Regions from separate parts of the Homo sapiens genome. Here all the other regions are linked to region 5. The links are chromatin loops, found by intact Hi-C in ENCODE. Cell type or tissue: dorsolateral prefrontal cortex. All regions are shown on one strand. Region 1 has its middle 21 kb from the start of PPP2R2B-AS2. Region 2 has its middle 46 kb from the start of PPP2R2B-IT1. Region 3 has its middle 140 kb from the start of STK32A-AS1. Region 4 has its middle 150 kb from the start of STK32A-AS1. Region 5 overlaps STK32A-AS1 (STK32A antisense RNA 1).

Evidence for each region. Peaks named below come from ENCODE experiments on the same cell type or tissue, not always from the same donor. Only the 100,000 strongest peaks of a DNase experiment are listed, where the experiment ranks them.
Region 1: it touches region 5 in a loop (5-fold over the local background); 87 of 110 quality-filtered maps call a loop at or near these places.
Region 2: it touches region 5 in a loop (10-fold over the local background); 38 of 110 quality-filtered maps call a loop at or near these places.
Region 3: it touches region 5 in a loop (4-fold over the local background); 33 of 110 quality-filtered maps call a loop at or near these places.
Region 4: a loop joins it to region 5, with 4 times the contacts of the local background. A loop is called at or near these places in 30 of 110 quality-filtered maps.

What each region holds. Positions count from the first base shown.
Region 1 is chr5:146,539,400-146,544,399 of GRCh38, reverse strand. No RefSeq gene overlaps it. Among named protein-coding and RNA genes, the nearest start is that of PPP2R2B-AS2, 21 kb to the left of the region's middle. RefSeq lists an enhancer at 3,269-3,769. In dorsolateral prefrontal cortex, CTCF peaks have their summits at 1,761 and 1,964; DNase peaks (open chromatin) are centred at 1,969 and 2,265.
Region 2 is chr5:146,963,364-146,968,363 of GRCh38, reverse strand. It overlaps a transcript of PPP2R2B not described here. Among named protein-coding and RNA genes, the nearest start is that of PPP2R2B-IT1, 46 kb to the right of the region's middle. In dorsolateral prefrontal cortex, CTCF peaks have their summits at 1,914 and 2,125 (motif pointing right); DNase peaks (open chromatin) are centred at 563 and 2,113; H3K27ac peaks cover 2,855 bases.
Region 3 is chr5:147,096,318-147,101,317 of GRCh38, reverse strand. No RefSeq gene overlaps it. Among named protein-coding and RNA genes, the nearest start is that of STK32A-AS1, 140 kb to the left of the region's middle. In dorsolateral prefrontal cortex, CTCF peaks have their summits at 2,781 and 2,980 (motif pointing left); a DNase peak (open chromatin) is centred at 2,969; H3K4me3 peaks cover 1,006 bases; H3K27ac peaks cover 2,101 bases.
Region 4 is chr5:147,079,067-147,084,066 of GRCh38, reverse strand. It overlaps a transcript of PPP2R2B not described here. Among named protein-coding and RNA genes, the nearest start is that of STK32A-AS1, 150 kb to the left of the region's middle. In dorsolateral prefrontal cortex, a CTCF peak has its summit at 2,440; a DNase peak (open chromatin) is centred at 2,656; H3K4me3 peaks cover 3,005 bases; H3K27ac peaks cover 5,000 bases.
Region 5 is chr5:147,186,051-147,191,050 of GRCh38, reverse strand. The region is part of intron 2 of STK32A-AS1 (STK32A antisense RNA 1); the gene reads left to right. Among named protein-coding and RNA genes, the nearest start is that of STK32A-AS1, 46 kb to the left of the region's middle. In dorsolateral prefrontal cortex, CTCF peaks have their summits at 656, 1,821, 2,027 (motif pointing right) and 3,564; a DNase peak (open chromatin) is centred at 2,070; H3K4me3 peaks cover 842 bases; H3K27ac peaks cover 563 bases.

The DNA of each region.
Region 1 (5,000 bases), 650 kb after region 5:
CACTGCTGAAGCCACAGCTTCCCCACACCATGAAGCTAAATAACACAGAATGAACCTGGAGCCCAGCTGCTGCCAGCACTCACACATATCAGCAGCACAAAATCTCAGGAAAAAAAAAAAAAAAAAAGGCCTTTGTCTTCCTTCTACCTTCAAAATCTCAAGGGCTCCTACTTGCCAGAATCTAAGTTGCATCTAGAATCCTAGTGGCCAAAGGGTCAGGGGAGTGTAGGTTTTCAGACTTCTGGTCCCTGTGATGGAGGAGTCTGGGGACACAGAGAGCGATGGAAACAGATGTTGAGTGCCAACAAGCAAAATCTAGCACAAATCCTCAAAGTGTGCTCCAGGCCCCTCTGCATCAGGGTCACTGGGGTGCCTACCACCAGATGCCAACCATACAGGCTCAGACTTGTGGGGACCTGGGATCTGCATTTTGACAATGGTCTTGTCTATAGAAGAAGGGATTTGCCCTTAAGAGAGGAAAAAAAATAAAAGATCCAAAGTATTTAATAAAACGGCTCCTACATAAAAATTGCTTTACCACTTTAATGTCCCCTGTAAGTTTTGTGTTTCTTGTATAGTTTTAAGTCCTATTAAAGTTGTAGATTAATAGTAAGCAAACAAAATCCAACTCTTTCATTTTAAAAATAAGGAAAATGAAGCACGGAAATGTTAAGAATTTTGCTTAACATTAATTTTTTTAGTAAGAGAGACAGTTGTCTAGACCAAAAAAAAAAAAAAAAAACAATGATTGAAAGCCAAATAAATTAGATTTGGCCTCAGAAGACATGTCTATTCACCAGCCACCTGAGTATTACCCACAGAGAAAACTTTTAATTTAGCAGCTGCAAATGGGCAGGCCTCAAGCCACAGGTGTATTTTGCTATTCTACACAGTATACTTTTACAATTTGAGCTAAGCCAGGCGTGGTGGCTCATACCCATTATCAGGCACTTTGGGAGACTGAGGCAAGAGGATTGCTTGAGCCCAGGAGTTAGAGACCAGCCTGGGCAACAAAACAAGATCCTGTATTTACAAAAAATAAATAAATAAATAAATAAATTAGGCGTCGTGGTCCACAACTGTAATCCCAGCTACTCAGGAGGCTGAGGCAGGAGGATCCCATGAGCCCAGAAGGTCAAGGTAAGCCATGATCATGCCACTACACTCCAACCTGGGTGACAGAGCAAGTCCCTATGTAAAAAAATAAATAAATAAAATTTGAGCTAATATCTAAAATTTAGGAAATTCCACATAAAAATCCATGTATTTGGTTTCCCTTGAAAAATTAAAGGGCCCCAGCTTCCCAGCTGACAACAACTGACTCCTCTAAGAGGCAGCTCCCAATCCTCATGTCCTTACCCCCCATCCTGACCCCAACTGACCCCCCAGACCCCCTTCCAACTGTGTGCTCTCCAGTTTGCTACTGTGCCCACCTATTTTCCTGTAAAAGGTAGATTTCTACTCCTGTAAAAAATAAACAGCTAACTGACTACAACCCAAACACCAAGAAGAAGGGAGTCATTTCATTTTACCAAGGGTGCCATAAGGTTGTACCAAGCGTTTATTGGAAGCATTTGGCTTGATGACACCACCCCCCACCCTACTCCACGCCTATATTTTTTATTTAGAGAACTATTTGCTCATGGATCTTTAAAGAATCCAACAGTGTCTTCTGGAAACTCAGGGTTAGGGACAATGATATTTATCATCATGCTTGAAATCGTCTTTCTTGCTGTAAAGAAAGATTCTTATAACTTTATGCTGATCAAAAGTAATAGAACAAAGATAGACCTGTGAGGCGGTGCAAGTTCTTTCACCTTCCCATTTCATTCATTTTTACGACTTTCCTGGCCCCTGGGGACAATTTGCCACTCTGGCCTTAAGATACTTTGTAGATAGATTTGTGCCCCACGGACCTGTTTGCAGCCTGCAGTCCGATCTCCGGTTGAGGTGAGCCCCCACCTGGTCACCTGCAGAACGGCACCCACGAGGGCCAGCTAGTTATTCTGGCACACAGGGCAGTTAGAGCGAGCGCTCCTCTATACAGGACACCACTGCGCTGTGTATTTGAGGTAATTAGTTTGGCTCTAAAATTAGCAGTTAAATAAATGTTAATGAACAGCTGTTCCCAATAAACAGGATAAATTGAAATTAATAATTGCCGTATTCATTTAACAAATGAATTACCCACTTTTTAAATACACCAACATAACACATGTGTGATCTCCTGCCAAGAGGGGCCGGCCTAGGAAAATGTACTTAGTGGCAAAACAGGGTAAGCCAGGAGCCAAGCAGGGCAGATGCCATGCCGCCCACTCTAAAGATACCAACAAAATGTGTGACTGCTTTCTTATTTTTATTCCTGTAAAAGGTTGAAATAAATATCAGATTAACTACAACCCAAACACCAAGAAGAAGGGAGTCATTTCATTTTACCAATGGTGGGGTAAGACTGCATCCAGGGTTTCTTGAAGGCATTTGGCTTGATAACACCACCCCCTACCTCACTCCACCCCTATATTTTTTATGTAGGGAACTATTTGCCCGTGGATCTTTAAAGAACCCGACTCTATCGCATCCCAGGAGTAGAAAATTGCTAGCAACACTGAATTCTAGGGCAGTGAGAAGGACAAGAGCTTTAGAGGGACAATCTAGGCTCAAGTTCTGACTACACTAATTACCTCAGTTTCTTCATCTGCACAATGGGAATTGTGAGCTTTGTGTAAGATCATATAGGTCAAGTAGCTAGCACAATGTTTAGCATTTAATAGTTCTTTATTATAATACATATTATTACTTTTCCTTTACAGTGTAAATGACAATCAGAGTTTAAGGAACAAACTTACAAGTAAACTAAGCCTTTATCTGCCGGAGCCCCACGCATTGATGCCAGGCTCTGTCCTGGGCAGGAACACCAACGTGAACAAGACAAGGGCTCTGCCTAGAGGAGCCCATGTGCTCGTGTCCTGGTGTAGCAGGCATGTGAAACATGGACATAACAAGCAAGAACGTTTAGGCGCGTGCTGTGAAGAGACTAAAAGGGGACAACAGAAGAGTGGCTGGGTGACTTTAGCTGCAATAACAGGAACATTTGAGGGACCACCACTCTGAGGGAAAAGTTAAGCCAGCACCTGCATGTGACTGGAAGGCTGCCATGAAGTCTCCAGGAAGAACATTCTGGAGAAAGAGCAAATGCAAAGACTCTAAAGTGGGAAAAAGTACCAGCATATTCCAGCGAGAGGGTGAGCGTCATTAGAACTTAGGGACATAGCCAGGCTCAGTGGCTCATGCCTGTAATCCCAGCACTTTGGGAGGCCAAGGCAAATGGATCACCTGAGGTCAGGAGTTCGAGACCAGCCTGGTCAACATGGTAAAACCCCGTCTCTACTAAAAATACAAAAATTAGCCAGGCATGGTGGCAGGTGCCTGTAATCCCAGCTACTCAGAGGCTGAGTCAGGACAATCACTTGAACCCAAAGAGATGGAGGTTGCAGTGAGCTGAGATTGCATCATTGCACTCCAGCCTGGGCAACAAGAGTGAGAGGCCATCTAAAAAAAAAAAAAAAATAAGAACTTAGGGACATTAGTTTCTGAAGATCACTCTGGCTGTCAAGTAGAACAAAAGTGAAAGGAGGGAGCTGAGTTAGAAGGCTTTTGCAGATGGTGGCTTCCCCATAAATTGACCCAACCTACTTCATTCCATGCAAGAGGATCCTTTCACCCCAGGAATTCCCATTACACATAGTTTTCATTACAACATGGAAGGTCATTATTGGTAGAAGATGTTACAGCCAGTACAGAGCGAGTCATGCACACTCTCTCACCAGAGAGGAGTTAGACCTGGAAGGCAATCACTGGGCCACGCTAAGATCTTCACCTCCTTTGTTTGTCCCTTTGTCCCCCTCCCTATTCTCAGCATACACACAGCTAGTCATTAGCATTCTTTGCATGTGGAGAGACTCAGTAATGGTTTGTGTGTCTCACATTGAAATACTATAGGCAGATACAGTATTTCAGAGTGGTAAAGAGACCTTGGTTAGCTGCGTCTGAATCCCAGCTCTACCATTTTCTGCCTGTGCAACCTGGACAATTTACTTAACCTCTCTCATGTGTCAGTTTCTGTCTCTGGGAATGGGGAAAATAGCACATAGTTATTAAGGAGATCAATAATAACAATGGAAAGAGCATAGCATGTAAGGGTGTTGGCCTACAGTAAGCCCTCAGTAAATATCAGTGCTTAGTCATAGGCCCGCAGCACACAGTTCTCTCTGATGGACACAAATCCTGTTCCAGTGATAATCAAGCTGTGACTGTAAAATAGACTGTTACATTTAAATTAGAAGCAAAGTTAATGATAAAGTTAATTCATAGACAGGATGTTTGAAGTTTTACGTTAAAAATGAACTTATGGGTCCGGTGGCAAACTCTTATGTCTCAGCAGGCGTTTCTTTGGAGCCAGTATAAAGTGTTTAAAACTTCATAGTAATGTAATATTAAGTACAGGCAAAGTTAGTAAGACAGACCTGTCATACACTGATGGGGAGAGAGCGGGTGTAAAACGCTATAGCCAGTTGAGAGGCTTTTTTTTTTTTTTCTTTTAAGGAGTCTCTGTCACCCAGGCTGGAGTGCAGTGGTGCAATCTTGGCTCACTGCAACCTCCGCCACCTGGGTTCAAGCAACTCTCCTGTCTCAGCCTCCCAAGTAGCTGGGACTACAGGTGCACGCCACTATGCCCGACTAATTTTTGTATTTTTAGTAGAGATGGGATTTCACCATATTGGTCAGGCTGGTCTCGAACTCCTGACCTCAGGTGATCTACCCGCCTCAGCCTCCGAAAGTGCTGGGATTACAGGCGTGAGCCACCTCACCCAGCCAAGAGGCATTTTTAATACATCTTTTAAACGTGCATCAACTTCAATCCACCAATTTCACTTCTTTTTTTTTTTTTTTTTTTTTCTGACACAGAGCCTCTCTCTGTCACCCAGGCTGGAGTGCAGTGG
Region 2 (5,000 bases), 220 kb after region 5:
TACTTAGCAAATGTATATTCAAGACAAGATTTGTCAATTTACAAGTACATAAATATATGAAAACATGAACTAATGAATACAAGGAAGCCCAGAATGTCCCTAAACACCATCACTGCCTATTTATTTGGAGGAAAGGTTCAAAAAAGGGTGGAAACTCTGAACTGATACCCATGGAATGTGGAATGACTTTGCCACTGTCCTTTGAGTGTTGCCTGAGCCCCTTTGCCCAGGTCAGTGATCCAGAACAGACAATTCAATAAGTACAGTGTCAAGTTTCCCCAAGGGCATGTGGATGGCCTCTACATAACTTTCAATTAACACGTAATTGGCAAGATTGTTCTAGATTCATGGGGCCTTGGTTGTGTTCCTTTAGTGGTGCATGCGGCTTATATAAGCTGAGTGGGCTGTCTTTGAGAAATGTCCAGACCTTGAAGGGAAAATTTTCCTCTTTTCCATCACTAGCTTGTTTGCTGCAGTGAGGATATTTCTGGTTCTTGGCTGAGTCGGTCTCTCTTTTTGGCCCATGTACCCCTAGGGAATTGCTGCTGCCACAGATGGAAACTAATTGAAGAGTAACCGTAGGCTGGGACTGCAAACCGGGAGGGAGGAGGGCTAGCTGCAGGATGCCTGGCATCTCTATGTATTCTGACTTCAGCACAGTTTCTGAGCTTAAACATTCTGGGAAGTGCTTTACTGAGTGGGGCTGCCCCTGAGGTTTTCTGAGGGCCTTCCCTTACCTGATGTCAGCAAAGGAAATGTCCTGGATATAGTCCCCTAGGATGGCCACTGGTGCTTAGGAGTGTATCCTGGAAGGAAACTGCCTGCCTAGGTTCAAACCAGCGCTCTGGTTTAGAATCCAGGTAACCATGGGGAAATTACTTAACTTCTCTGTCCCTCAGTGTCCTCATTTATAAAATAGGAATAATATCAATGGAACCTATTTTACAGGGCTGTTATAAGGATTAAATGAGATCATTTGAACCCTGCCTGGCACATAATAAAATCTTCAATAAATTGTAGCTAATTTTTGTCTTTGAAGTGAACGTGGAGGAGACATCTAGAAACCAATAAAGACCTGGCTACAAGAAAAACCAATATGAGATTTAGCTTGGGAGAAAGGCTTCTTACAAAGGCTTAACCAAAACTCAGGCCTGGGTTTCCAGGACCGAATTAAGAAAGCCCTTTTTTATCCATGTATCTAATAGAGGGCAGTATGTTGCAGTGAAAACAGCAGGGCCTTTGGAATTAGACAAGACCTGGGTTTTAAACCTGAACTGAGTGACTTTCAGCAAATTGCTTCACTTCTATGAGACTCAGCTTTCAAATCTGTAAAATAGGTGAAACTATAAGAAGGATTTCAAAAGAGAGGATTAAATAAGGTATGGCATTATAATACTGAGCAAAGGGGAACCATGCTTGTTGAAATTGAAAGATCAATTCTAAGCCCTAGAAATTACTGATCCTATGTGGGTGGTGACATTACCCCCACTAAGCAGGCTGATTATAGAGATTAAATGAGGTGATCTATGTACAGACCTTAGCTCTGTGCCCGGCAAAAAGTAGGAACCATAAACAATAACAGCAGTGATTATTGGCATTGTCATTGATTTTTTATGCTATAGGCTACACATATTTTTGTGCTCCTACGCTGTGCCAGGCCCAGTGTTAGGTACGAGGGATACGTAAAGGAATAAGGCTCACATGGCCCCACACTTGGCTGCCTTCCGTTCTAGTTAGGGGCAAGAGAAGGGGATGGGAAACAGAAAGAAAGTAATGTTTTCAGACAACGATATGCTTTTGCATAAAATAAAATGGTATGATGGATTAGAGTGTTGAGGGAGGGGCCTTAGGTCATGTCAGAGGAGGCCGATCTTTGGCTCTGCTCACATAGCCGCAGTGTAAGAATACAGTTCTCAGGTCTTTGTGTCAGTTTGACAACTGCGCGAAGATAGAGGGGAGTCTACATAAGCAGGAACACCCCAGTATCTCCCTGGGCATGGCTGCAAGTCAACAAGCTGAAATCAGTGTGGACAAGATGGACACAACAGCCTCTTCCATGTGTGACCAGGTGACCTGACATAACCTCCGTGATTTCCTTACCTGCATGTGACCAATTCATCCACTAGGTGGCAGTGTTCAATAATAAACAATGACAACATTAACGAGCCTCTGGCCAACACTAATATCGCAGGCAGCCAAAGGACCATTAGCTAAGAACACCAACTACGGTTTTCCTTTCTAATGGGTGTACAGGATTCCAATTCCTGGCTTTGGTATGGTGACAATTTTCTTCTCAATCTCCTTGCATTTTATGTCTGAAATAGATAATGTTTTTAATTGCCATAACCGACCACATATTGTATGCCTGGGGAATGTACAAAGAGCTTTACAAACATTATTGCATTGCATTGCTGTACCAGCTTTGCAGTGAGTCGTACGATTCCCACTTTATAGATGAAGGATCTGAGGATCAGCGAGTAACACTTTGCCTGGATGCACAGCTGGTAAGTAACAGTGCTGGGTTCAAACCTGGTATCGGATGTCAGAGCCTAGCTATTAACCATCATGCTTTCCTGCTATGGATTTTAAGAAGAATTATTATCAAGATAAGTGCATTAGTGCAAAGTAAATTATCTCTGATATTAGGGCATTATATTTGTACTTATAATACTAGCATTCATACTACCAAATGGAGGATTTATGCAGCACTCACCTGGAAGCTGACGCAAAGCAAGCGGGGCCAGCGACACTTCTGCTGATACCTCAGGACAGGGCAGGCATATAGCAGCAGAGTTTTCTGACTATGACTGACAGTTCTGACAAGGTATCTTAGAGGAATGGAGGGCACACTGTCATTATTTTCTTTTTCACGGATTAAAAAAACAAGTCACAGAGAGGGAAAGTTGCTTGCCTGAGGTCCCACTGCAGTTCACCTGAACCACTCTCTGCACTTTCCCATTATCCTGAAAACTGGCTAATCAGAGAAAACCTCAACGTTCTGAACAAGTAAATGATAGTGTGATTCTGGGGAATACCTTCTATGATGTACTGGCAGATAGGGACAAATTATGTGTATGTATAAGAATTCTATAGCTTGAAAAATATTATTATTTTATTTCTGGAGGAAACAAACATATGGCTTAAATTTTCATCTTATATATTTTGAAGGGAGTTGGTGGATGATTTTCTTTTGGGAATCTAAGCCTGATTCTGCCATCAAACTAACTGAGTGACTGTGAGTAAGTTATTCCTCTCTGGGCCTCAATTAAGAGGATGAGATTAAGAAAATATAAACACACAGTTTGTCATGATGTTCTGGTGTGTAGCCCCATCAATTCCATATGTTTAGGTGATGGTATGCTAGAATTGGAAGGAAAGTTAGAGACAAATGGTATATTATCTTCATTTTACAGATGGGAAAACTGAGCCCCAGAGAGGAGTGACTTGTTCACAGTCACCCAAATAATAGATGGCAGGACCAGGCCCAGATTCCCAAAAGAGGACCCTTTGTCAACTCCCTTAAAAATATAGGAGATGCCGGTCAGGTGCGGTGGCTCACACCTGTAATCCCAGCACTTTGGGAGGCGGAGGCAGGTGGATCACGAGGTCAGGAAATCGAGACCATCCTGGCTAACACGGTGAAACCCTGTCTCTACTAAAAATACAAAAACTTAGCCTGGCGTGGTGGCGGGAGCCTGTAGTCCCAGCTACTCGGGAAGCTGAGGCAGGAAAATGGCATGAACCTGGGAGGCAAAGCTTGCAGTGAGCCAAGATCATGCCACTGCACTCCAGTCTGGGTGACAGAGCAAGACTCCGTATAAAAATAAAAATAAAAATAAAAATAAATACAGGAGCTGAGAACTTAAACCAGAAGCTTTTCTAGAGTGGGCTGTTGCGGGCTGGTCCTGCAAGATAAAAAAAATATCCTAAGGTTAAAAAATCTGCGAAGCACCAAGTCAAACTATTTAGCAGGACATGCCAGAAGCGTTAATATGCTAATGTTTATCATAAATCTCCCAAAAGGGAATTAGAGTATTTATATTTTGCCAAAATTGTTTAACCTCAAACTGTTTTTTCATTTTTTTCTTTGACTGTCAGATCTATGAACAGCTCACACAACAGTGTTTAATGGAATGCAACTGGGAAACACCAACTTAATTTTTGTTTTCTCAGTTTTCTGACGTATTTAGCCGTGGAATCTCATGTTTAAGAGGATAATAGGATAAATGTTTTGGGGAGCATACTTAGGAATGGCTTCACTGAGCAATGGACAAGGCAAAACTATCTTTGAACCCCAGTGTCCAGCTGACTTAAGGGCTACATTTGGATGGCCTACATGCCTGGAGAAGGTCAAGTATCATCAGAGGAAATTCAGCCTTGAGAAGGGTAAATTATTCATAATAGAGAGCTGTCTTTGTAAGAACCTTCTGAATGAGACCTGAAAGGTCAAGCTGTTACAATTGTTCTTTTTAGAGGACAACTCCTTTTATACAATATTTGAGAAATTAGCACAGATAGTAAGAGTTTAATACAATGAGTTAGGGAGTTAATGTCATTAAACAAAGCCAGAATTTTAGAAGTCAGACCAATATGGATTTGAATTTAGGCTGTGCAAGGTGTTAGCAGTGTGACTTTTGGCAAGTTACTCTAATTGACCTTCAGACTTCTTAAAATGGGGATAATAACATTAGTAAAAATTGGGATAATAACATTATCTATGGGAAAAAAAATGAAGACAGGAAATTGAAGGTGCCGTATATGTTCAGAATAATTGCTGATAAACCCCTTGGGGAAAAACTTGGGACCCCAAAGAAATGCTCAACTAACACAATATGTTCAATTAAGTGTTCTGCAGGGCAAAAGGATAAGAAATTCCAAGTGTGAGTGGAGGACTAACCTGGAAGTTCAGGTAGGAGCCAGTGAGTGGTGAGGCAGAGAGCAAGACAGGAGAAGGGGAAAGAGAGAAAAAACCTCACTTCACCCTCCAGATCCCTACTCCG
Region 3 (5,000 bases), 90 kb after region 5:
TAAAAAGAGACATCAGAGAGCTTGCTTCCCCACCCCTGACCTGTCAAGTGAGCATAGAGTAAGAGGGTGACCTCACCAGAAACTGACCATGCTGGCACCTTGAACTTGGACTCCAGCTAGCTTCCAGAACTGTGATAAAATAAATTTCTGTTGTTTCAGCCACCCAGTCTATGATATTTTGTAATGGCAGCCCAGGCTAAGTCAGAGGGTTCTCTGCAGTCACTGATAATAGATACACTCCCACACTCCCTTAGGTGGAACAGGGGAGATGGGACCCTGAGACCAAGGTGGTGGCCAGAGCCAGAGCAGTGGACCCCAACTGGGCCCTGCAACAGCACAGCTGAAAAGTCCACTCCTGCTGTGTCAGAATCACCCGGGATGGGCGCAAATACTCTAGATTTTAAACACGTTTTCCAGTTGTTTCTGACAGGTGGCCATGTGTGAAAGCCATGGGTCAGGTGGAAAAAGTCATTCAGCTTTGGATTGAAACTGACCCAGATTTTACAAACAGATGTTGCCAGACATGAAGGCTCAGTTCATCCACTTTCTCGGAGAGACTGTATTTCTTCATATTGTAGAAAAGAGATAATAGTGATGCCAACATTTATTGAGGCCTGGCATCTTCTGGGCACCGTGTATCTATCACACATTATCTCATTTAATTCCGACACCAAATTTTGTCTTTTTAAATGAGGAAAATGAGAGAGAGAGAGAGAGAGAGAATGAATGAATCTAAATGCGTACTGAAAATTCCACAGCTGCTAAGTGGCAGAGTTAGATGCAAATGTAGGCTTATTAGTCGCCAGAGCTGCAGTTTCGGTGAGGGTTAGTTGTGTGAATTTTCAAGTGCTGAGCATGGTACCTGGTGTATAGAACTTGTTCACTAAATTGTTGTTGTTACCTCTGTTAAATATCAATCATCTTCCTCATTGTTATTTAGGACAGAGCTGGGGTTAGTCTGGATTTTATTGCAGGCTCTCATGGATTGGTTGTGTGGCCCTACACCATGGCAAAGCACTTTCCAGAAAAACAGGTGTTTCAACTTGTCCCACATGGAAACTAATTCTCATAAAAGATAACAGAGTGGTTAATTAAGCTTTCTGATTTTGGAATCCAAAGGCCTGGATTCAAATCCAGACTACCAGCCACTAGCTGTGTGATCTGGTCAAATTGCTCAACTCCTTTGTGCCTGTTTTTTCATCTAAAAAGTAGACTTAATAAGAATTCCTCCCTCAGAAAGTCGTTTTAGGAATTAAATAAGATAATTCTGGTAAAACATCTAGACGGGTACCTGATAGATACTCAACATGTGGTAGTTACTACTAATATTTTTTATTATCTTTCAGGAAAAGTCTTTGACCTCTGTTACACAGTGGCTGACCCTGTTGCATGGGTGAGAACAATTTAGGCTATAAGCCATCAAAGTCTGCCTTTGATTTCTATTCTAGAATGGAAGAAAGTTTGAAACACAATTCACATGACCTTAAGTTATGCAGCATAGCCCCCTAAACTCAGGCAGGATGGCACCGAGGGAAGGCCAAAGCATGTGCCCCCTGCCCAGCTCCTCTACCCAGACAGCTGTTTCAGCATTGAAGATCCAATTAGGGCCTGTCACTTCCACAGCAAATCTACACTCATTGTTCAGCTGGCATTGAATCAGATTCTCGCCATATTTGTGAAAAATGAACGAACTTCAAATACTATGTGATGGTCTTCTACACACAGGCACCTCTCACTGAACAGAAATGTGCTCCAGGAGTTGGAAGCTGCAGCAGTCTATGAATTGAACCAGAAAAATAAGAGCTGAAACCCCACAGAGGCCCTGAGCTGCCATCATCTGGGGTTCCAGTTTTTCCATCTTTAACTTTTATAGCCTGAAACATAAGGCTATGATTAATAACTTATTAATAACTGCCACCATTTACTGGGAATTTACTATGTAGCAGGCAGCTACTAAGTCCTACATACACACAGCTATTTCATTTAATCGTTACTCTATGAGTAAGTACTGCTATTATCTCTAATGAAGGGACCAGGAAACAAACTCGGAGGCTAAATAATTTATATTGATACTAGTTTGCACAGAAAAAAAAAATGCGATGGAGCCAGAAATGGAATCAGGCAGTTTGATTCCAGAACTGTGAAACATTAATTCTAGTTTTCTCAGAAATTTTTCAAACACTTGATTTTGAAAGTATGCTTTCTTCTAAAGTTTGATTTCTTATATTCAGAGATCCATTTCCTCCCATTAATATAACATCTTTTGTGTTTATCATGAAAGCTAATGAATTGATCAGAGTCACTTTAAAATTTTGCTTTTAGACAAGCCTTGCCCAAACACATCCATTCCTTCAAGAGAGGGCTACCTGGAGTGCCGATATCTAAGAAAAGATCATTTCTCTACAGAGACAGACGAATGGGGAGAGCTGACCAATTACCTAGAAAATACAATCGATGCCAGCAGGCAATAAGAATAATTTAAACCAATAAACTCTTTCCTCTCAACTGCAGGGTTGGGTACAGGGTTTCCTTTCTCTGTCTTTTTGTTTTGCTTTCCATTGGTTGTGCTTTCCAAATAATTGTTCCATCTGTCCACTTCAGTTTGCCTGAGTAATCACAGCCAGAGGGCACTTAGAAGTCAAACGTCAGACATGCAGGGAAAACTAATGCGTGGGAGGCTGTGGGAAGAGAAATCGTTGTCTGTTCTTTTTCCCTGCAGCTGGGCCAGGGATCTGGAAGTAAATTATAAGCACCAGTTGCCCCAGGGAGGAAGCTACTGTTTGGGAATGGAAATGGAAAAGGGATTTGTTGGACTCCACTGTCAGGAACGTTGGCTCCCAGGATCAAATGTGCTTAGCAATGGGATTAAGTCAAGAGATCACAGCCAAGCCAGAGATTAAAAGTGTGGTGACAGGAAATGAAAAACCAGAATCCTGGGACAGCTTTTTTTCTGTGCCATTTACTCTGAAGTAGGCCCCCTGCTGGTCACTCCATGTGCTTTAACTATTTTGATCCTCCCTGCAGTTCTGTTTCACAGATAAAGAAACTAAGGCCCGTAGAGTTCAAGTAACTTGCCCAGGACCACACAGCTAGTAAATGGCAGAATGAAAAATTGAATTCAAGTGTATCTTAATCCAATGCTCCTGCTCTTATCTACTACATCTGGCTACTCTAAACCAGGGATGATGACCAAGGGTGAAACAGAGTCCTAGAAAGGACAAAGGTGCAAAGGTGAGCCCAGATTATAAAAACGTGGATAATATGTATTACATATAAAGATATTTTACATGCATTAGATGTAAAATACTTAGATTTAAAAACCAATATAGAATTTCAATTTATAGATGCACAAAAAGGTTTAGTAACTCACCTGAGGCCACAAAGCCATTAAGTAGGTTAGTGGGGAATTGAACCCATGTCTTTGAACCTGGTCAAAGACTACACTCTTCGGTATATGAGGCAGCTTCCTTCCTTTCATGCTATTAACTTCTGAGTAGAGCAAGTTAGTTCAGCCTCTTATAAATTATCTTCTACAGAATGCCATGTTTCTAAAGACATTTAGCGACAAATAAAAATAAGTTTGTAAAAATGTTATATTAAACAAGGTTAAGCAGTGTTCTAAAATCTAAAGCTTCTCCCTGCATCTAAGCTGCTCATGTCCATTGTAAATATGCAAGAGAAAGATGATAAGCAGAAGGTTCCTAACTTAGTTGACCATGTAACCCTTTTTATTCTTTAAATAAAGGCTGGCCAGTGTGTCAACCATGGATGATGACTTGACTCCCATGTCTTTGCCTCTAAATAGCAAGATGAACTTTTTTAAAAAAAAACACCAGGAATCACACTGTGTACTGCCTAATACCTATATCTTATGTAGGGTTACCAACTGGGGAAATGGTGAGGTCAACCTTGTTGCTCTCACATTGACCCTTCAGGACTCCACTCCTGACTTTTAATATAAATGCCCTTATGTTAACCTTCCTTCCCAGGTGCAGCTAGTCACATAGAGATCATTCTGTTTTGAATAAATATTAATTGAAAGTAACGGCTTCATTTGTTAACCCATTTTATTGAAGAGCTCATGAAAAGGGAAAGTCAATGCAGAGAAATTCGTCTTTGTGCTGGACTCTTAAGCATAAGATCAACTTGTGCCTTAGAAAATGGATAGTAGAGTTTTCCTTGCGCTGAAATATAGACCACAAACTACTCTGACTACAAATAAAGCTAGCGCAAGGATGAGAGGGTTTCAGAGTATGATGTTGGGGGTGCAAACTGTAGAGCTAGGATGGTCTGGCAGGTTGAGTGAGATCACAAAAGAACCCTAGAGTAAATTTTCAAGTAGACCTGTATGGAAAATTTAAGATCAGGCCACCATAGTGGCATAAAATTGAGGAAATTAATCTATAATATTATGAAGAAAATGTATTTTTTTCATATTCTCCTAAATTTTGTAACAGTAAAATAATATCAGCATTTAGGAACCTTGAATTGAAGGTGTGACCTGGACCAAAGGGAAAGAGGAGGCATTGATGCCAGGGGCATCTCCATCGGTCATGCCACCTATGGGAATCAGACTTGACCAAGATGAGCTGTGGAAGCAGTTGGTCCAGTTCTGTATGGAGTTGTTGGGAAGTCTCACTTCTTCACTCTTTCATTCAGTCATCCATTCACTAGTCACTGAGTGTGTACTTCGTCAGGCACTGTGCTTGGTGCTAGGAATACACAGAGAGAGATCGAAATAGCCACTGCTCTCATGCAACTGCACTCCAGTGTGAAAGATGAATATTAATCAAATTCAGACATCCTATGAAGTCAGAAAGCTTTTGCACAGAAATTTGCACAGAGTAAGGAGTCACAGCATGTCGGGGTGATGATATGTAACACCTAGTTTATATCTAGTGGACACCTAAAACATAATACAAATGAAATATCTTCTAACCTGCCTGTCCCCATCTCAGTAAATAACTCCATTCTTGCAGTCATATAAGCCGACACATCTT
Region 4 (5,000 bases), 110 kb after region 5:
TTGAACTTACTGATAACATTAAAAAATTTGGAGTTATTTGAACATTTGGATTATTCACATAATAATCCAGATTTCTGGCCTCTTCTGAAAAATATCAGCCAATCTGGTCACACTGGGCTGAAATTTTTCATGGCAACATTTAGCTGGAGCTGAATAGCTGCTGACCTTCAGGCAAAGCCTGAATCCTCCAGTTCCTTCATTCCTGCCACTTTTGAGATGATCACAGACTGAGATCAAGTGTCAAATCACTGAATATCTGACACCTGGACAGCTTGTCTCATTTACATCCTAATCCATCCAGGCATTTGTGTTTTCAGCGGCTGCTTAGCACTTTTAGGAAAGAAATGGCATGGTCCAAACTTTCTTTGCATCACTAATTCCCTCATTTGGCAATAATATTGGTGGGAGACAGAAATTGGGTCCAGTGGAAGCCTGCCTTGGACAAAAACACTGACAATATCTTGGCTGCCTGGAACCCTCACAGTAATCAACCAACTCTCATCAACGAGCTTATGCCTCTGGGCAACCCTATCTATGAGTAAACATCAGGAACTGGCATTGGTATGTGAATTGGTCACATTATTCCTAGTGAATTCACCAAGTCAGTAACTTCCATGATTTGGGTTTTTCAGATGTGAAATAAATTAATTTCACACATAAGCCAGGTTCCTCCTAGAGCTAAAATTCTCTGAAGTAGTACAAATATCTAGACATAGGCTCATATTTAAATATGCCTAGGTTTGTATGTATGCATGTATGTGTTTCAGAGTTGCATATGTCTGCTTGCTTTAAAGTACATGTTTAGTGAAAATAGAAACAGCATCTACATCCAGAATCATAACTATTGATATAGGAACTGTGCCAGGACAAAAACTGGGGAGAAATCTCATCTATAGCTAATGTTCCCTAAGACAGATGTGTCTCAGATCTCAACAGCAGAATTGACTCAGTGTAGAGAGGGTCACTGACAACTCACAAGGTAGGGTAAGAACCTGTCAAAGAATGTCTGATGCTGGAATCCAAGGCCAGAACAGAAAGTATAAGCAAGGATCAGCACTGTGGGTGTGTCTGTCTATGCACTAATAAATGCTGCTAAAGGCCTTCCTTCTCCCCTTCTAGGTGCTAATTTTATTAGGAAGTTTTAGCCCTGTGTCATCTCAAAGGAGACATTGATACTTTACTACTTGATATCTGAAACTGTATTCCAGCTCAGCCTTCCAAATGAGATTCTTGCTGTGAAGCCTTACTGGGCTAAAGGGCCCAAACTGTCAAATGGGTATCCAACCTCTACACACTGGGAATACTGCAAGTCAGACAGGCTTGATTGAAATCTCAACCTAGCCATGCGCTAGGTGTGTCCTTGAGGGAGTTACCAAAAATTCCTGAGTCTCAGTTTCCTCCCCTGTAAAGTGGGGATGATAATAATGCCCTCCCCATGATTTATGTAAGAATGGAGTTACTCTAAGTCAAGTGCTTACCACAGTGCCTGAAATTTTCTCAGCCAATGTTCTTCTTTTTTTTTTTTAGTATGAAACACTTTAGAATCAATCTTTACTACTACTAATATCCATTATTAAGTTTCTTGACTGTGCTAATCATATTCAACATCCACAACTCTGAGAGATGGGTACCATTATTATTGCCATTTAAGATGAGGAAACTGTCTCATTATGCTTAGAAACTTGTCCCAAGTCAGAGCCCAACTATAAACCCTGCCTAATTGCAAAGTCTCTACTTTTAATGATGACTCTATACTACTTCCATCAGATAACCCGTCAACAACACTGAGAAGAGCATATGAGAGGCAATGCTCCTCTCGTGTGGCTAAGCAGATGAAGGTTTCCGTATAGGAATTCAATAAAAATCTATGGCTGACAATGAAAATGACTACTCAGATCCCTGTGCATTTTTAAAGGTCAATTTGTTTTTGAAACTTTGTGGTTTTTTTCCTACTGAATTTAATCATTCTTAAATTCATACCATCTCCCAAAATTTGATTCTGCAATATTCTCTTGAATTTTGAAACCTAGTTGAATTGAAGGGGAATGTTCATGCTGTTGAGAAGAAAACTGGCACCCCTGCTATCCAGAAGTGTTCTGTAAAGGACTCTTTTGAATATGTAAAGGAATTAGAATATCTCTTAATATATGTATTGATATATTCATTAGTATTGGCTACATATATTTGTAGAAACCAGGAGTCACTATTACCCAGAACATTTAGCCCCATCAAATGTCCAACTGGATCTGAAACAAAAATAACCTTGGAACAAAATAGGCCACATTTGTCAGAAACTGACTCCCAAACTCTGTGTGAGCCACCCCGCCCCATCCCCAGCCTTGTTTTTTTTTTGTTTTTCCCTACTCTGCAGTCAGCCTGACTTTGGCAAGCAGTCAAGAAGTGAACAAGAGAGATGGAAGTGCTCTGGGTATCTGACCCCTTACTGGCCGCTCAACCATGCAAGCTGTGAAGCCCAGTTTAAAAAAAAAATGTTGCCTTTCTTTTCCTCTCACCCCTTAACGAACTGCCTCATTCTCTTCCCCACCATCACAGAAGGAAAACAATCAAAAGCATTAGTATTCCCGTGAAAAGGGCCAGTCACACAGGGGATGACTGCAAGTCCTTCGTAACCACTCCAGGACGCTGCCAGGGCCTGAGAAGGGACAAACTCCAATTGCTCCAGTTCAAACTGGTCCTGGCCTGGTCAAACGGAGGAGACAGAGCAGTGATTCACAGCAGGACGTGGTACTTGCAGACTGACCGTCCTCTCAGGACTCACTAGGGTCTCTTCTCTGACGAGATGATACCTGGTGTGCAAGTCTCCTTTTAGAAATGCATAGATTCTGCTATATATTTCTTTTCTTGTTGGTCTCTTAAGAACAACTGGGAGCTCTTACCTAACCTGAAGTGTCTCCTTGTGTTGTTTTCAGGAATTGGGACACTCACCCAGGACACACTATGGTGCTTCAGCCAAGTGAAAGGCACTATCGAGATTGGAACCACAGAAGGTAGGAGAAATCCCCATGCCCTTTTCCTTGCCTCCTTGGGAGTTTGTGCTGATTTCAAAATTAAAAACTTTCATCTTTACTTTCATGAATCTAAGTCCCCACACACCCCAAAATTGCATTCTAGGCTAGAAATGGATTTAATAACTTCTTTCTCTCCTGTTTTTTTTTTCTGTTGAAATTTATTTTATTCCTACCAATGAGCGGCACTGAAATGAACTTTCAGTAAAGTAGATTTGCAGAGACAGAGGCTAAACTAGGCAAGCCTTGTTTCAGGATGATCTGTCAGCGCTGTAGAATTCTGAGTCCAGACATTTTAAGACTTTCAGCCATAATTCTCTCCCTTTCATTCTATGTGGAGGACCATTGGCAATACATGAAGTGCAGAGGGAGACTGAAGAAGTCAAGTCTAGTCATATGACTTACGAGAACATTGAATCCCAATCTTAGCATATAATTGCCTTTCTGGTTCTCAGGAGACTTTCCTATTCCAGGGCCCTTTACCTGGGATAATGCATTAGTTTTCCTCCTCCTGAAGAACTTTTTAATTTTCTTTATTTTCTTCTTTTATAAGCCTGGGCTTGGAGACCTCCATGACTCTCCCTAAGGGTGTCTGCGTTACAAAACACTGGATGATAGGCAATTGGAAGGAACTAGAATAGCACTTCTGGGTATTTTAAATCACGGTTTAGCTCTTCTAGCAGAATGCAGTAGGGCTTGCCTGAAACAGATTTTGCTGCTTTGATGGTAGGTTTAGATTCCAGATGTGGTATAACACAGGTCTAAAACTAGTTTTAAAGAATGATGAAGTGAACAGTTGACAGGATTGAACACTATACTCAAACTAACATGCATAAATGCATGTGAACTTCAGGTCATTCTGCAGCACTTCAATTCTGAGTAAAAAGTAATTCAAGCAAAGATTAATCTGAGGAATTTGAAAGAGGCAGTTTATTTAAAATCTTGCTATAATTCCTTTGTAGAGAATCTAATAGTGGGTGACCAAAAACCAAATACTCTATGTTTACAAAGTGGGAGAAAACACACTAAAATTAATAAATAAATCCATATAAAATTATATTTAAAAGAAATTGATACGATTGCACATATTTATAAGGTACAGTGTGATGTTTTGATATGTGTATATTGTGTAATGATATCAAACCAAGATGATTAGCATATCCATTACCTCATATATTTATCATTTATTTGTGGTGAGAAGATTCAAAATCCTCTCTCCTAGCTGTTTTGAGAGATACCATATGATATTGTTAACCATAGTCACCCTACTGTGCTATAGAACAAAACTTATTCCTCAGATCTATGACTTTATACTTATTGACTAATCTCTTTCCATCTTCCTACCACCCTCCCAGGCCTCTGGTAACCACTATTCACTATTCTCTACTTCTATGAGATCAACTTTTTTAGGTTCCTGATATGACTGAGAACATGTGGTATTTGTCTGTCTGTGCCTGGCTTATTTCACTATTAAGTGAACTATGTTAATAATGCCTTTCAGGTTTATCCATGTTGCCACATGACAGGATTTTATTCTTTTTTATGGCTGAGTAATATTCCATTGCACATGTATATATATATATATATATATATATGTATATATATAAAATGTGTGTGTGTTTGTGTGTATATTATATATATTATATATCCCATTTTATATCACATATTATATATATATATATATCACTGTATGTATCTATTCATCTGTTTATGAACACTTAGGTTGAGTTCATAATTTGCCTATTGTGACTAGAGCTGCAATAAACATGGGAGAGCAGATTTCTCTTCTATGTACTGATTTTATTATTTAAATATAGAATCAGTAGTGGGATTACTGAATCTAAAATTATATTTGTATATAAACTCATCTATTTTTGAGATGAATTGTCAAATAGAGCCTTACAAAAGATCCTTCTAAAGCCCCTATGAAGACAGATAGAAAATTATCAATCCCATTTTATGTCACCTAAAAGA
Region 5 (5,000 bases):
GCCATAGCCTCCTTCTTAAAAATCTTCTCTGGCCTTCAGTAGTAGCCTGGTTCACATAGGCATGAAGCATGAGACTCATGGAAGGCACTCCATGGATGTCAGCTGCTATTATTTAGGCTTTTGTTGTTATTGTCTGGCTCATATCCCCCGTGTTTTATCAGAGCCTGAAACTCAGGAAGTGTGGTAGTTTGCAAAAATAAAAATTGCCACTAATTTCCCCTATGCTTGCATGCACCCTCCTTTGCAATATGATTTTGCTGCTCCTCCAAACAAGATGGGGGCCCATCTCTCCATCCTGTGAACCTGGGCTTGGCCATGTAACTTGCCTTGGCTAATGGGGTATTGGCAAATGTGTAGTAATCAAGTGCTTGGGGGTTGGGGCCTGCTGCCCTGTCTTGCTGGTGGAAATTCTTGGCCACCATATGATAAGCCCAAAGTAGCCTATTGGAGGATGAGTGACCATGTGGAGGGAGGGCCCAGCTATGCAAGCAAGGCCATCTGAGATCGATGGACCAGAGGAATTAATAAGCAACCCCTGGAATCAGGACAAGTAAGAAGTCATTATTGTTCTAAGCCACTAACTTGTGAGTTGGCTTTTACACAATAATAGCTAACTGACATGAAGACAAAGGCTTATTAATGCCTCTATACAACAGATGCTGCAGCATAAGTGGTGGTTTTCTGGATAGTCTTTAAATTAGTCATTCTCTCCTTACAAATAAGGCCTAAAACAAGTTGACACTTCTGTTTCAGTTTTTATTCCACTCTTATTGAATGAAAAAAGGACAGAAGTAAAAATCAATAGTAAGAGAATTTTTAGGGTGTTTTTATAAGTGGAGAATGAACATTTAGGTAAATATACAGAAAGCCAAGTTAAATATACAGAAATGGTACACAGCCATGCACTGCATAATGACAGTTTAGTCAATGACAAAAATATATAACCCATATACAAGAAGGTTCCCATAAGATTATAATACTGTATTTTTGCTGCACCTTTTCTATGTTTAGGTATATTTAGCCACACAAACCCATCGTGTTACAATTGCCCATGGTATTCAATGCAGTAACACGCTGCTTAACAAGCTGGTCCAACCCGTGGCCCATGGGCTGCCTGCAGCCCAGAACAGTTCTGAATGCGGCCCAACACAAATTCATAAACTTTCTTAAAACATTATGAGGTTTTTTTTTGTGATTTTTAAAATCTTTTTATCTATTGTTAGTGTATTTTATGTGTGGCCCAAGACAATTCTTCTTTTTCTGGTGTGGCCCAGGGAAGCCAAATGGTTGGACACCCCTGCTATAGGTTTGAAGCCCAGGAGCAATAGGCAATATCAGATAGCCTGGGTGTGTAGTAAGCTATGCCATTTAGGTTTGTGTAAGCACATTCTAGGATATTCATACAGTGTTGAAATCTAAAGACACATTTCTTTAAACATATCCCTGTTGTTAGGTGACATAACTGTAAACTTTCTGTAAATATGCAGAAAACATTAAGGTAAATATACAGAAACTTCTTACAGAAGTAATAGAATATACGGAAAATGCACATCATCATGTTCCTTGATAATTTTCCCAATTATGAAGACTTCATGTGCATATTAGTATTTTTCACAAAGTTATCACGATGGCAATAAATGGCAACAATGAGAAGAAGAAGAGTTTCTATATTGAGCTCTTACACACCCAGCACTTTTCTAAGGACTCTTACATAGATTTTTTTTCTTTAGTCCTCAAAACAACCCTATAAGGAACGTCTTATTATTGTGCCCATTTTACAGTGGGGGAAAATGAGTCTCAGAGAGATGGGGGTAACTTCAGAGTTCCAGAGCTGGGACCTAACCTGCAGTTTTGTTAAAAGCCCATGTTAACATCTACACTTTACCATTTCCTTGTGATAGCAGTCATAGCGTCATATTAATTAAAGGGTTTAAAGCCTCTAAAGGATGACCTGAATTTGAACAGAAGGATTTTCGCATTTCTTTCATCTGTTACGAGCTCCCTTTGCAGAGCAGAGACACTTTTATTTCTATCCACCAGGGGGCAGTCTAAGTCAGAGTTTGATTCTGAAATCAACAGCTCTGAGCGTTACTTGGCCGCGCCTTCATAGCTTCATTTCTATCGTTGTTTTGTTTTATCTTGTTTTTCATTTTAAAATGCCTTGAGATTCCCCAGCTTTTCAGGACACTATTCTTTTTCAACCAGCAACGTGAGCCGTGGAGACATTGCTGGATAAAATGCCAGGATACTTGCTTACTGTGTGTTCCTGCATTAGTGACCCTCCAACCTTCGGAATCACTCCGCTTGCGGCATCAGATTGATTTTGACAATGAAATGATGAGGCTGGGCAAGTTTTAGGGATTACTTCGACTCTCACAATCTACCACTTCTAGTGTAAAAGTCGGTACGAGTCTTAACACGGTACGAACAAGGGGGTGCAAGAAATGTTACATTTGTTGTTCATAAATCAAACTGTGACTAAGTTCCCATCCTGCCAGATTGATGAGAAGTGTACTCTGTCATTATTGAAGCTCCGCCCCCCCAACTCTCCCCACCCCAATTACAAAGGTGCCAAAGAGTCCAGAAGGTGCCTGTTCTGGGAGCCTCTGTCCACACTGGGTACCGAGGGATGTCCATTGTCCAAGCCTGTCTGGTCTCCTGAGATCAAGCACCTGCTGCTGTGTTTCTTGCCTGAAGGACCCTTGCCTGTGTTGGGAGTCTAGGCCCCTGTTTCTCCAGGTATGTCTCCGAGTCAGGAAGCCTTTGATCAACAGCAGCAAAGATGTATTAGAGACGATAGCCTTTCTCTGGCTGTAGTAGTCCCAACTACTTGGGAGGCTGAGGTGGGAGAATCACTTGAACCAGGAGGCAGAAGTTACAGTGAGCCAAAATCGTGCCGCTGCACTCCAGCCTGGGTGACAAAGCAAGACTCTGTCTCAAAAACAAAATAAAATAACCCAGTTTGGGGTATGTCTTTATTAGCAGCATGAGAACAGACTAATACGATAAAAGCCCAAATTTTCACTCAAAGGAGAAAGAAGGAAGAAGAGAGAATGGGGAGGGAGGGAATAGAGGAGAGCTGTCCTCAGCGACCTCTACTTTACCTTTGCAAAAATTCCTAGGAAAAGGAAACACAAAGGGCCTGGCTATCTTCATGGAAGGGAGAGAGAAATCATGAAACAAAACATATTGATGTTTAAATAAATAGTGCCCAGCCACTTCATAAGTCAAGAGCCTTGAGACTAAAACAGACAGTGTCTTGAGCTATATTTATTTTTCACAGTCTTATAACCAAGATTCCACTCAATGCCTATTGGATGGTTAATTTTCTTATTCATTCTGAAAGAGAAGAGGAATAATAGGCAGGATTAGTTTTTGAAACAAAATGACCAGTATTGAAGCTGAAAGCGAAGCATAGCTGTGAATCCTGGTAGCACAGCTTTCTGGCTGTGAGACCTTGGAGAATACTGACTCTTCCTTCTTCAACATGGAGGTATATAAATTCTGGATCTAGTTTAAAGGGATTTGCTGATTGCTTGAAATTGACTCAGTATCCTTATTACCTCCCACCCCCAGGGGAGGCTGCAGACACTTTTATGGAGTGCTACAGTCAGGCTGAAGAGAGCCTTGGTGATTCTCTCCTCCTTTGTTGTGACCCTTTCTGCTCTGTTCCTCTGTCCACATATCCAGACCTCCTGGCCTACGCTTGGTCCTGGGGGATTGATGCTTTTCTGGCCCTCTGCTTTATCTCTGAATACAGCCATTTGAATCCCATGTGTTATTCACTCTGTAATCTGAGATCTTGCTCCAGATTAAAAAACCATAACCCATATTCAAAGCCTCAAGGCCCCCAAAATTGTCCATTAAACAAAACAAATGTGTACTGTACCAAGGCAGCTGTACTAATGTACATTCCTATTAGCAGTGCATGATGGGTACATGAAGGACCTGCTCTTGTCCTTGAAAATATTTGGTACCCACGGACTTCTAGTCTTTGCCATTCTGGTGAGTGTGATACTGCTTTTCAGCGTGTGTGTGTTTTATCATTATGGTAAAAAAAAAAAAAGGCATAATATCAGATGTGTATGTACCCTTTTAACCCTTTTATGTGCATACTGCATTTTGATCATGTTTTTTAACATGAGTATCCTGATTGCTAAGAAATTTAGCATTTTTTAAACAAGTTTACCTGGTTTTCTCTTCCGCAACTGGCCTGTTCAAAAACGTTTCCCATGTTTCTGTTGTGTTGGGGTTTTTTGTTTATTCTTTTTATTGATTTATAAAAATTCCTTATATGTCCTAGATACTAGTCCTTTGTCAAATAAATGGGTGATAAATGTATACTTCTAGTCTATAGCTCTTTTCATTTTGCTAATTGAACCTGTTGATGTAGTTTAATATGCTGACTCTCTTTTTTGTTTTTGAACTGTGTTCTTTGTATCGTGTTTAGGAAATTTTTTCTGCACTGAAAAACTGGGTGGCATCAAATTTTAAAGAGCTTTGCCTCCCCTGAAAAGACATTTCTAAGATGTTTTAGCTAATATTCCAAAAATTGACAATGACCACCTTAAGAATATTTGTTGTGTAAGTGCTAAGTCAACTAGGTATTCACAATAAAGACAATAAAGTTAGATTCCTACTTTGCACTATACTTAAACAATGCCAGGGACTTGAAAGTGCTATATGTGAGGGGAGCAAAACTTAGTAAAATATATAGAAGAAAACCTCTCATTTTTCTAAAAGTTTTTCTTTAAACTTAAAAATTAAAAAAAAAAAATTGTCGGCTGGGCGGGGTGGCTCATTTCTGTAATCCCAGCACTTTGGGAGGCCAAGGCAGGTGGATCATGAGGTCAGGAGATCGAGACCATCCTTGCCAACATGGTGAAACCCCATCTGTATGAAAAATACAAAAAGTTAACTGGGTGTGGTGGCATGTGCCTGTAATCCCAGCTACTTGGGAGGCTGAGGCAGAAGAATCACCTGAACCCGGGAGTTGGAGG